3 separate regions of the Mus musculus genome follow, and regions 1 and 2 are each linked to region 3. The links are chromatin contacts, found by Hi-C or POLR2A ChIA-PET in ENCODE. All regions are on one chromosome and are shown on one strand. Each heading gives the region's core, a stretch centred on a gene start or an enhancer-like site at or near the end of the contact. The rest is flanking DNA. Distances are from core to core; before and after follow the strand shown. Region 1 has its middle 5.1 kb from the start of Gm41566. Region 2 holds the start of 2310015A16Rik (a long non-coding RNA gene). Region 3 overlaps Hsf2bp (heat shock transcription factor 2 binding protein).

Evidence for each region. A loop is a pair of places that touch in the nucleus more often than their neighbours do. ChIA-PET counts read pairs that join two places held with the same protein, here RNA polymerase II (POLR2A).
Region 1: POLR2A ChIA-PET joins it to region 3 with 34 read pairs in Patski. The contact joins two enhancer-like sites. A Hi-C loop is called at or near these places in 1 of 37 maps with a recorded cell type or tissue (T-helper 2 cell). POLR2A ChIA-PET finds 5 or more read pairs at or near these places in 1 of 5 experiments (Patski).
Region 2: POLR2A ChIA-PET joins it to region 3 with 10 read pairs in Patski. The contact joins the promoter of 2310015A16Rik here to the enhancer-like site in region 3. POLR2A ChIA-PET finds 5 or more read pairs at or near these places in 3 of 5 experiments (Patski and embryonic stem cell).

The regions. Positions count from the first base shown.
Region 1 is chr17:31,891,258-31,894,434 of GRCm38, forward strand. No RefSeq gene overlaps it. Among named protein-coding and RNA genes, the nearest start is that of Gm41566, 5.1 kb to the right of the region's middle. Within about 2 kb of position 1,744, at least 2 of the 3 ENCODE cell types and tissues checked have a DNase peak (open chromatin) inside an H3K27ac peak, as active enhancers do.
Region 2 is chr17:31,910,375-31,913,899 of GRCm38, forward strand. It overlaps 2310015A16Rik (a long non-coding RNA gene), which reads right to left and starts at 2,070. Exons shown (of 3, transcript XR_876746.3): 1 at 1,980-2,070. It overlaps Gm30571 (a long non-coding RNA gene), which reads left to right and starts at 2,091. Exons shown (of 2, transcript XR_385538.3): 1 at 2,091-2,281; 2 at 2,361-3,429.
Region 3 is chr17:31,980,676-31,984,187 of GRCm38, forward strand. The region is part of intron 7 of Hsf2bp (heat shock transcription factor 2 binding protein); the gene reads right to left. Among named protein-coding and RNA genes, the nearest start is that of Hsf2bp, 52 kb to the right of the region's middle. Within about 2 kb of position 1,821, at least 1 of the 3 ENCODE cell types and tissues checked has a DNase peak (open chromatin) inside an H3K27ac peak, as active enhancers do.

The sequences.
Region 1 (3,177 bases), core at 494-2,993, 89 kb before region 3:
TACCCTAGCCCAACACAAGCATGTCCTCCTCCCCCCCCCCCCCCGTGTCCAGGAAACAACAGCCCAAGCCAAATAACCACACCCTGGTGAGGGGGGCGAGGGGGCGAGGGGGCGAGGGGGCATAACTCTATCTGTTGTGACCCCTACTACCACCTGCACCATGGAACTCTTCTGGAGAGTTCACTTTTCAACCACATGGCAGCAAGGTGATGGAGCTTGCCCTCCCAGCACCTGGGAAACCTCTATCCCACCACAAACACATGGACTCTGTGTGTGTGTGTGTGTGTGTGTGTGTGTGTGTGTGTGTGTGTGCGCGCGCGCGCGCACCCATATGTGTGCACGGATGTATATGTGCACCTAAGACACATCCTTACTCACATTTGAAACACTCCTAACAACACACTCAGTTGGCACATGTGCATTGCACACATTTGTGAGCTCACTAACACAACACAGCCTAGATAGAGGAACTGAGAGCCTGGAGGAGCTGAGGGCTGGAGCCTTGCTCCCTTTCCTTGCCTATCTAAACAGCTTTCTGAGGCAGTCTCCTTTGTCTCCTTGCAGTCTCAGGAGTCACAGTGGCCCAGCCTTGGGCTCTCAGATGGAGTCAAGGAAGCCAAAGAGAAAACAAGACTGGCTGTATACACTCCCGCTCTAGAGAATAAAACTCCAGAGAAGCAGAGATGCTGACACACCCCGAATGTCTTTAGGATTCCGCACACTGTCATTTGAAAAGAGCCAGGCAGGCTGTACACTATGAGATTGTAACCACAGGCCATCTGGAAAAGGCAGATCAGGCAGACAGTAAACTGTCAGTGGTTGTCTGGGATGCAGGGCAGGGGTGGGTGGTGAGGAGACATGAGTGGAGAGAGGAAGAAAGCTGAGCCAGGAGGAGCGGGGACTCTGCAGACACTGTCACCTGGGACACTCACAGCTCTACATTTCTCTAAATGCCTAGAATATCCAACTCATCCATGTGCCTGTGTCCCCTTCCAATACAAGACAGCATCATAGGGAGTCCCCATGGGGAGGGAGCTGGAGGGGTCATGTGAGTCTTTTTTGTACTTTTGTCAATTTTTCTGTAAAACTAAAACTGCTCTAAGAAAATATAGTCTTTCATTTTCCAATGAAACAAAAAGAAAATAGGAAGAGTGGGGGGGGAGGGGGGGGAGAAGGAGAGGGAGAAGGAGAGTGAGGAGGAGAGAGAAGAGGAGAGGAAGGAAGAGAAGAAAGAGGAGGAGGAGAAGGAGGAGGAGGAAGGAAGAGGAGATGGAGGAGGGAGGAGGAGAGGGAGGAAGAGAGGGAGGAGGGGGAAGAGAGAGGAGGAGAGGGAAGAGGAGAGGAAGGAAGAGAAGAAAGAGGAGGAGGAGAAGGAGGAGGAGAAAGGAAGAGGAGATGGAGGAGGGAGGAGGAGAGGGAGGAGGAGGGGGGGTTAGAAGAGGAGACTCAACATCAGGCCAAGGACAAGGACTTTTTCCCCTTTAAACAGCTCTGTGGGGTGTGGGCAGCTTTCGGAGTCCTGTCCTGTGTGCCCTGCAGATGTGGGACGCTTTCTCTCATCAGAGTCTGGATTAACAACAGCGCTCTGGGCTCTCAGGACGACCCTGAAACCTGACCATCTCTTGGCCTTATCCGGAGGCACCCCTGGGGCCTCCTCGCCTCCCTGACTCCAGGCTGTGCCTGGGGCAGCCTGCCAGCTGGGGCCTGTCTCCAGCTGCCTTGACAGATCACCACTTAGCCTGGAGGTGCCAGAACATGATTCACTAGCGCGCTGATGACTAAGGCTCCCCGGCCAGCCCTCCCATCATGCTGTGGCGCTGGCATTCTTAGTGGATGCCACCACAGGGGACTGCCAGCTGGCTAAGGCCAGGAGATCTATGGTTGAGGTGAGGCATCCACTACATCTGCCCACCAGAGCTCCTGCCCTAGGTGGCAAAGGCTGTGACCTGTCCATGGTGGTGACACTATGTCCTGCAGACATGTCGGGAGTCAGAGGTGCCTACAGCGTGAGTGAACAGTGATGAGCTGCTCCCCTTGATAACTGGGGTAACGGCCTCCATTGCACGCTCAAGCCTCGTCTTTCTTAGTAACTCATTTTTCTAGACAGACAGACAGACAGAAACACAAACACAACATGCACACATCCCTAAATCCATTTCTCTCATAATTCATTTCACTGGCTTCTCTCAGACAGCATTGAAAAGAATGGACTTTATAGGAAACAAGCAGTCAGGTCCCCCATGAGCCAAGTCAGTGGGGAGCTGGTGCTTTTCTAAGTATCGAGAGGAAGAAACTCAGGGGCATCTCAGGACATCGGCCACACTTCCTCCTGGACCACTGGAGGGAAGGATGCCACAGGCATGCTCCTCCCCAGCAAGGTTTATGGTCCTCTTGGACTCAGTGAAATGAACCTGCTTGTTGTCCCTTGTAGACAGGCCTGGCCTGTTGCTGGTGAAGGGCCAGCTGAGAACCCACCGAGGCCCTGCCCTCAGGTTATGCTTTGATGTCCTCCCAACCAGCCATTTGAAAATTTCTTAGTGACAGGGGACACAGGAGTGGCATGTAACCCTAGAAGCCACCCTACCCCCACCCTGGTAAAAACTAGCCTCTGTGACTTCTTCTGTTGCTCTCCAGCAGCAGGGACACCTCTTGCAGTAGGCAGAACGGAATCCTATGTCGGCCATTAAAATACAAAGAAACAAAACCTAAGTTTCAGTTAAGACTAGGCACTTGATATGCCAGGGTTGATCAATATCCAAGGGAGGCCTACCCTTTTCCAGAGAGGGAGGAGGAGTGCATTGTTGGGAGCAGGAGAGAGACTGGGGGGGGGGGACTGGGCGGAGGGGGGAAACTAGAGACAGAATGTAAAAAAACAAAAAAGAAAGAAAGAAAGGAAGGAAGGAAGGAAGGAAGGAAGGAAGAAAGAAAGAAAGAAAGAAAGAAAGAAAGAAAGAAAGAAAGAAAGAAAGAAAGAAAGAAAAGGAAGGAAGAGAGAAGGAAGAAAGGAAGGAAGGAAGGAAGGAAGGAAGGAAGGAAGGAAGGAACATATATATGAGAGATAGCAAACACCTATAACTCTAGCTCCAAGGGATGCCCTCTTTTGGCAGACACACACACACACACAACTTTAAAACAAGTAAACAGTCAGCCAAGTGTGGTAGTGCAGACCTTCAATCC
Region 2 (3,525 bases), core at 820-3,319, 70 kb before region 3:
TCTGAATTCGAGGCCAGCCTGGTCTACAGAGTGAGTTCTAGGACAGCCAGTGTTATACAGAGAAACCTTGTCTTGACGCCCCCCCCCAAAAAGAGTGAGGTACAGCCAATCACGATAGTGAACCTCTATAATCCCACCATTCAAGAAGTTGAGGAAAATGACAAGCCCAAGGCTAGCCTGGGCTACATGGGAAGCTCTTGTCTCAAAGTGTGTGTTTGTGTGTGTGGAGGGGGCATTCCCAAGAAAATTCCCAAAGACTCGAGGGGATATAACAGGGTGAGATTTGCCCGTGATGAGCTGAAACTGTCATTGGTGTGAGTTAATGCTTGAGCCATGTGGTAACGTTCATATTGTGCTTAAAATGAGCTGTGTTTACAATTGTGTCTGTGTCCCCAGTGGCCTGAAACCACAGTGCATGCTGTGATGATGTTCACACAGCCACAACACTGCTAATGCTTGCAGACACTGGCACCATCACTAAGCAAGCGAGACTCTGAAACAGAGCAGACAGCCCTGGGTCAGTGACTGACTCTACCTCCCCCGTCCCTCCAGGGTCTCTCCTCCACCTTCCCTGGGGCTGAGCAGATTCCAGCCTGACTCACTCTGCCTGAACTCTCCTTTTCAATTTCCATGAGCTTCGTGGGGTTAATTCCAAAGACTCTAATTCTGACCTAACTCTACTTTCTATAACCCAAATTCAGGCATCTTTTATGAGGCTCAGTGCCTTTTTGCTAATAGATAGTTTTTGCCTTGTTGTGTGTGTGGAGGGAGTGGGGATTGTTATTGCTGTTGTATTTATTTATTTGTTTGTTTGTTTATTTGTTTATTTTAGACACTATCTTGCTTTTCAGGTCTGGAACTCACTCTGTAGCCCAGGTTGGTCTGAAACTCACAGAGATCCGCCTGCCTCTGCCTCCCAAGTGCTCGGATTAAAAGTGTGCGCCACCACACCTGGCCCTTTTAAATCTTGTACCCTGGGCACACCTGGTGTACCTCCCGAAATATACTTTCACTTAAAGTCATCCGTTCCCAGCATCTACCTAAGAGGAAGGAAAGCATGCCTGCTTAAAGAGAAGCTCAAAAATGGCCTAGAGTTGGGCGTGGCGGCCACGCCTTTAGTCCCAGCACACAGGAGGCAGAGTCAGGCAGATCCATGTGAGTTGGAGGCCAGCCTGGTCTAGTCAGTAAATCTCAGGACAGCCAGAACTGTTACACAGAGACCCTGTCTTAAAAACCAAAGATCAAAAAATAAATAAATAAATAAAAAGAAAGGAAGCAAGCAAAGGAAGGAAGGAAGGAAGGAAGGAAGGAAGGAAGCAAAGGAAAGATGCAACAGCTTCATTCACAATGACCAGAAAGCAGGAGCATCCAAGTGAGCATTGCCTGCTGAATGGAGAAACACCATTGGTTCATTCAAACAGTGGTGATACCAGTCACACAGGAATGAAGCAACGCCTCCTGTACAGGTCCGTCAAGTCCCCAGGATATACCACTCCATGGGAGGAACCATGCGTGGAGGCCACTGTCCCTGAATATCAGAGCAGGCCAGTCTAAGGAAACAACATTGGTGGTTGCCAGGGGCCCGGGCAGGAACAGGGATTAGCTGTAGCCAGTAAAGTCACTTAACAGAACCGAGGGCTGAGGAGACCGCTCCGTGAGTCAGACAATTGCCGCACAAGTATGCGGCCCTGAGTTCGGATCCCCAACATTTACAGAACCGGGCCTGGCTGCCAGAGCAGCAGGCTGAAGGTCTAGCTGCAGACCCTGTGCAAAACAATGTGGAAAAGCCATCAAGGAAGACGACACCCTCGGCATCAGCCTCTGGCTACTACATGCTGAGCTCGTGTGCGTGCATGCACGCTTGCTTACACACACACACACACACACACACACACACACACACACACACACACACGACAAGCGAGTGATTCTCCAAAACAAATTCAGGCAGAAGGGCAGGTAGGCTCTGAAGCGTTTACCTAGGCCGTGGCTGGCAGCCTGAGAACACCCTTCCCTCCGTGTCAAGTCTGTACTCAAAGAAGAAAAACTTAAACAAATAAATAAACAAAAAAAGCAGCTGAGCAGGGCAGCCGCACCCAGCATCCTGGCCGCGGCGGGAACATTCCGTCTCGGAACCCCGGTGGGTCTCTGTTTGTGCAGGCAGAGCTGTCTGACGCCATTGCCCGCAGCTGGCATCTCTGCCCTGGAGCCTCAGCGCCATGGCCCAACCCTCCCTCTGTGGGCTGGGCCTTTCAGGACTACATCTGTGAGCACTGTGCTGGTAAGCTGACAGAGGGTCAGTACCGGGCTCGGCTACACCCTTCGCTATAGTAGAGATGTCATTGTCCCCAACCCCGCAGAGTAGCAAAGACCTGAGAGAAGCCCCGACAGCATCCTGTCCACAAGGAAGATTCCTCATCTTGACTGCAGCCTGCTCTCCCTTCAATAGAGAGAGACAAGATCCCTACCTCGTGCCATGGGGCCCAGAGGAGACAAGATTAATGGATGGGTAATATGTTGGGCAACGTGCAGTGGGGCTGTTTGGCACGTCCCTTTATCTTTCTGTCGCTTGGGTGACGCCTTATACAGAACTAAGGGACACACAGCTGCCTGGGCTGGTGATTGCCTTGATTTTCACTAAATCCTTTCTACCGTGATCACTGCCGGCGAGCAGCTCTTCTGAACTCTTCCAGCATCTGGAACAGCCTGGACCGGCAGAAACACCCACAGATGTAATTAGCCCAGGAAGCTGAGCTGCGTCACCTCACACGGGTTCTGAAGCTCCGGTGTTTGCTGCCCCTTGCTCATTCCCACGCGTATTTTTAAGCCTTCCTGCCTGGCTGCCTGGCTTGAGGTATCCCTGGGGCTCAAGTGATGTGTGTTGACATTCTCCCGAAGTTACAGAAGTCCTTAATGATCCAAATTTAAAATATCATCTCCCCAGACAGATAGATTGGTGGTGATCTGCCTCTGGACTAGATTGGTTCAAATTAAATTTGACCTAAGGAGGCCTCCGGAGGGGTGCCTAGGTCAGACTTTGCAGCCTGGTGTGGCCAACTAAGCCTAGTGGCTCTATAACAAAAGCAGGCCTGGCTGCTGCTGGCCCAACCAATCACAGGCAGAGGTTGGACTCAAGCCAGCCTCAGATCTTGCTCAGGAGATCTGCACGGTCCCCATCACTGTGCCTCCATCCGGCTGGATTTCCAGGGCATGCTGCCTGACAGAACTGGGAACCTTTCTGAGGGATGCCTGGGCCAAGCGTCAGAGGAGCTGAGGACCCAGGCACACCTGCTCTCACTTTGTCTTCAGGAATTGATTTTTAACCTTCTTTCTTGGGGGGGGGGGGTTACATGTGTGTGGTTCGTGCACACACTTATGTGTTCCAGCCTATGTGTTTGAAGAGACCAGAGGAAGCCCTTGGGCATTCTACTCTGTCACTCTCTGCCTTGTTCCTTTGAGACAGGCTCTCTCACAGAACCCGGAACTAGGCCAGACAACCTCAGCAATCTCTGTGTCCGCTCCACC
Region 3 (3,512 bases), core at 571-3,070:
TGAAAAGTCTTCCTTCACTTTAGGTCATTTATATCAGGCATTCTGTGATAACAAGAAAGGTAACTAACACAAGAGGGAAAGAGAGTATAGAGATCAAAGCTGGCAGTTAGCTTTTCTCCTGATAAGAAATCACACTATTGTTCTGAGGGACAACTACCATCCCATGATATTTCTTTTAAGGCTTTTACCTTTTATTCACCTGCTTCATGGGTTAATGGGTGGTTTACTTTTTAAATAAGTGTTTATTTTTATTTTATATGTGCATGTGTGTATGCATGTAAGTGTGTGTGTACACCACATGTGTGTAGTGCATGCAGAAGTCAGAAGAGGATATTGGAGATTGTAAGAGCAAGAAGATTGGAAAGTTTGGTACAAGATTATGTCTCATAGGAGTGCCAGAAGCTACACCCATAAAGTCTCACCAACATGACTGCTTAAATATGAGCTGAACAAGGAACAACAGATATGATAGAAATGCCAAGTGGATAGGGGAAACCGAAGAGGCTTCAACACCACAAAGCAACTCCCTACCAGCAAGGAAGGACTGATACGGTTAGAGAAAGCAGTCTTCCCCAGGAGACTGGACCCACTGGTCAAAGCCAAGCCGCCAGTCCTAAGAACGAGCTAACATTGCACAGCCTGAGCAGGTTGTGCTTATGTGTTTAGGAATATATATACACATAAATGTACATAACAACTACTAATTTTTTTAAAGAGGCCTTGAATTTGAAAGAGAACGGGAGGGATAAATGGAAAGGATTAAGATGAAAGAAAGGGAGGGAGGAAATTATGTAATTTTATTATCATCTCAAATAAACAATTTTTTTTAATCCTGGACGGATATTTTAAGAATTCATTAAGGACTTAACTGAAGTAAGAAGTTCTTCTGAAACTTTTTTTTCTCAATTGTTCTCCAGAGAAAAGCAGCCAAGAAGATGTGAGGATGGATGAGTGGCTGGATTAGCAAACGAACAGCGAAAGTTAGCAAAATTAACTCTAAAGAACGGTAATGAAGACTGCTCAGCACCAAATCACAGTCAGCAAATGGAGACCCAGGAGAAACAACACACCGCTCCGGGTCAGAAGCCGTCAGACTCGCAGCCTAGCACAAGCATTTCTAGTGAGGCAGGAAAGGGCCATAATGCAGCGCAAGCAGCCAGTCTTTGTGACCTGCTCAGGCCTCCATCTGACTGGGCAGAGCTCACTGCACCAGTCCGTCTACTAACCGCAAAGTTAATGTCATCTCCAAACATCCTCCCAAGTGTGTGAGAATGTCTAACAACTGTGTGGACATAGTGGCACAGTCAAGGTGACATACAGAGTAACAGCACCGGGCTCAGCCAGGGAGAGTCAGCTTGGCTATTCATTTTTCAAGGAGACTTTTCCTCATTCCACTCACAGGTCACAGAAATACATTTTCCTGATGATCAGAGGTAGGGGACATCTCCACTAAGTACTTTCAGGAGTTCTTTATTAGGTTAGTACTGACATTCAAACTTAGGCTGTATCCCCTGTCCTCTAAGCGTTGGGCGGCAGATTCTGAAGGTCAGGCGTGATAAAGAAGTTCCGTTAAACTGACACAGCTCTAACCCCAGCACACAGTAAACTGAGGCAGATCACGAGCTGAAAGCAAAACCAGACTGCAAAACAAGCAGCTCTCAGCTAGTCTCTGTCCTGTTTGAGCTTTATTCTTTAAGTACAATTTTAGTTCAAAGAAGCATTTTTAACAAAATTTTTCTCTCTCAGCTCTTGGTTCAAGGAAGAAAGCTGGCCAGTGCTCTGTTCCCTCCTACTCCTGGCTCCCAACTCAAGTCCTGAAAGCTGGCCACAGGACCTGCAGGGATGAGATGACGGTGGCTCAGAACAGGGAGGACAGGGCGGCTGCTATGCTAGGTATGTTTGAAAGCTCAGTCAGCAGTCCTCCAAACAGACTAGATCTTGGTGTGACCGATAAAAAGAAATCAAGAGTTGCTGGGGGAGGGGGCCTAAACAGGCTGATAAGTTGGGAAGGAAAGTTTTGATTCACTGAGACTAGGCAGACTGTGGTTAGGGCTGGTGTGGAAAAGACTGGGAGTCTGGTGTAAACATTGGATGGGAACGTCTATTCAGTGTGCCTGTGGATTCATCAAACAGAGCTGGCTCTGAGTCTAGAGCTCTGGAGGAAGTCTGAGCTGAAGACACAGGTAGTAAAGCTTGCATTCTTCAGATCACTCGAGAAGCCAAGTAGTTGTAAGATGGGTGTGAATGCCACGCGCACATCCGTAGTCTATCCAGGGAATGCAGCACCACGGCCACAGTGGGATTCTAACACTAGTCTGCATTAGCGGTTGCATAACATGTGGTCACCACCCCAATACACATTGTCCTCATCAGCTATTTGCTAGAGTTCTGTGCCAGTTCTGCGGCTGAAGAGGAATGTGAAGAATCTGGACCCAGCCTGGGAAAAAGGCAGCCATGTAGATGAACAAATGAAAGAAAATGAAGTCTAGCAAAGTTTAGAAGGAATGAGATGAGCTTACCAGAGATAGGCACAGCAACCACTGGTTCTGGTCTCGGAAGCACAGGGTTTGAAAACTCAGAAGCAACTGCTTAGGTCAAGCAAAGAAAAAGGGAAACAAGCTTCCCTTGAAGTACAAGATCCTTAGATCAGAAATAAAGACTAGAGCTGACACCTACTGTATTAGGTCTAAGAGCCTGAGGTGGACTCCCACTGTACAGATCCGAGAAGTGAATTCAACACATTAGATCGTTTTACCAGTAAGAAAGCTTCGATTGCCACCTCCATGTAGTAAGCCTAAGGCTGTGCTCTTTAAAGACATCAAGCTCCATGACAGGGGTTATGTGATAAAGCAGAAACTGATTTCTGAGAGGCAGCAAGCTCCTGGCTTCAGAGCTTTCTAACAGTACTAGAGATTTCTGAGCAAAACTGAATACATCTCACAAAGCAGATCCCCTACTGACAGAAGAGCACAGGCAGCCAGTCTTCAAATTCTTTCCTGGCCTGAGGTCAGAAGGTCGGGTCCTGAGCACAAGCATCAGTTTCCCAGGCAGCCAACACGCTCCTGTTCCCCCACTTCATGATAAAACATATTCTCAGCTTTCTAAACTTCAGGGCAGGGCTAGGGAAGCGGCTCAGGAGCAGACTTGCAGAGCATGCCTGGAACCCTAGGTGCAGCAGCAGCAGCAGGACCACTACCACCACCAAACCTTAAAACACATTAAATTCTAAAACACTAAAATCAGAGCGACATAAAACAGCGCGTACATAACTCAGTGGTTAAGCGTCTAGCGTCGAGTCTAGCATGTTCTGTTTGACTGTAGAAGGAATAACTTTAAAGTTATCGAGTGAGATAAGCTGGCAACAGACCTCAAGGTTTGGGCTGTGCTTGTTAAGTTCAAAGAACCAAGAACTGTCTTTAAGGACAAGAAATCCTGAAAAGTCAAACAGCCCAGAGCAAAGTGCTACTTTAAGATACCTTAGAGAGCTGGTGTATGGTGTTGAATGCCTTTAA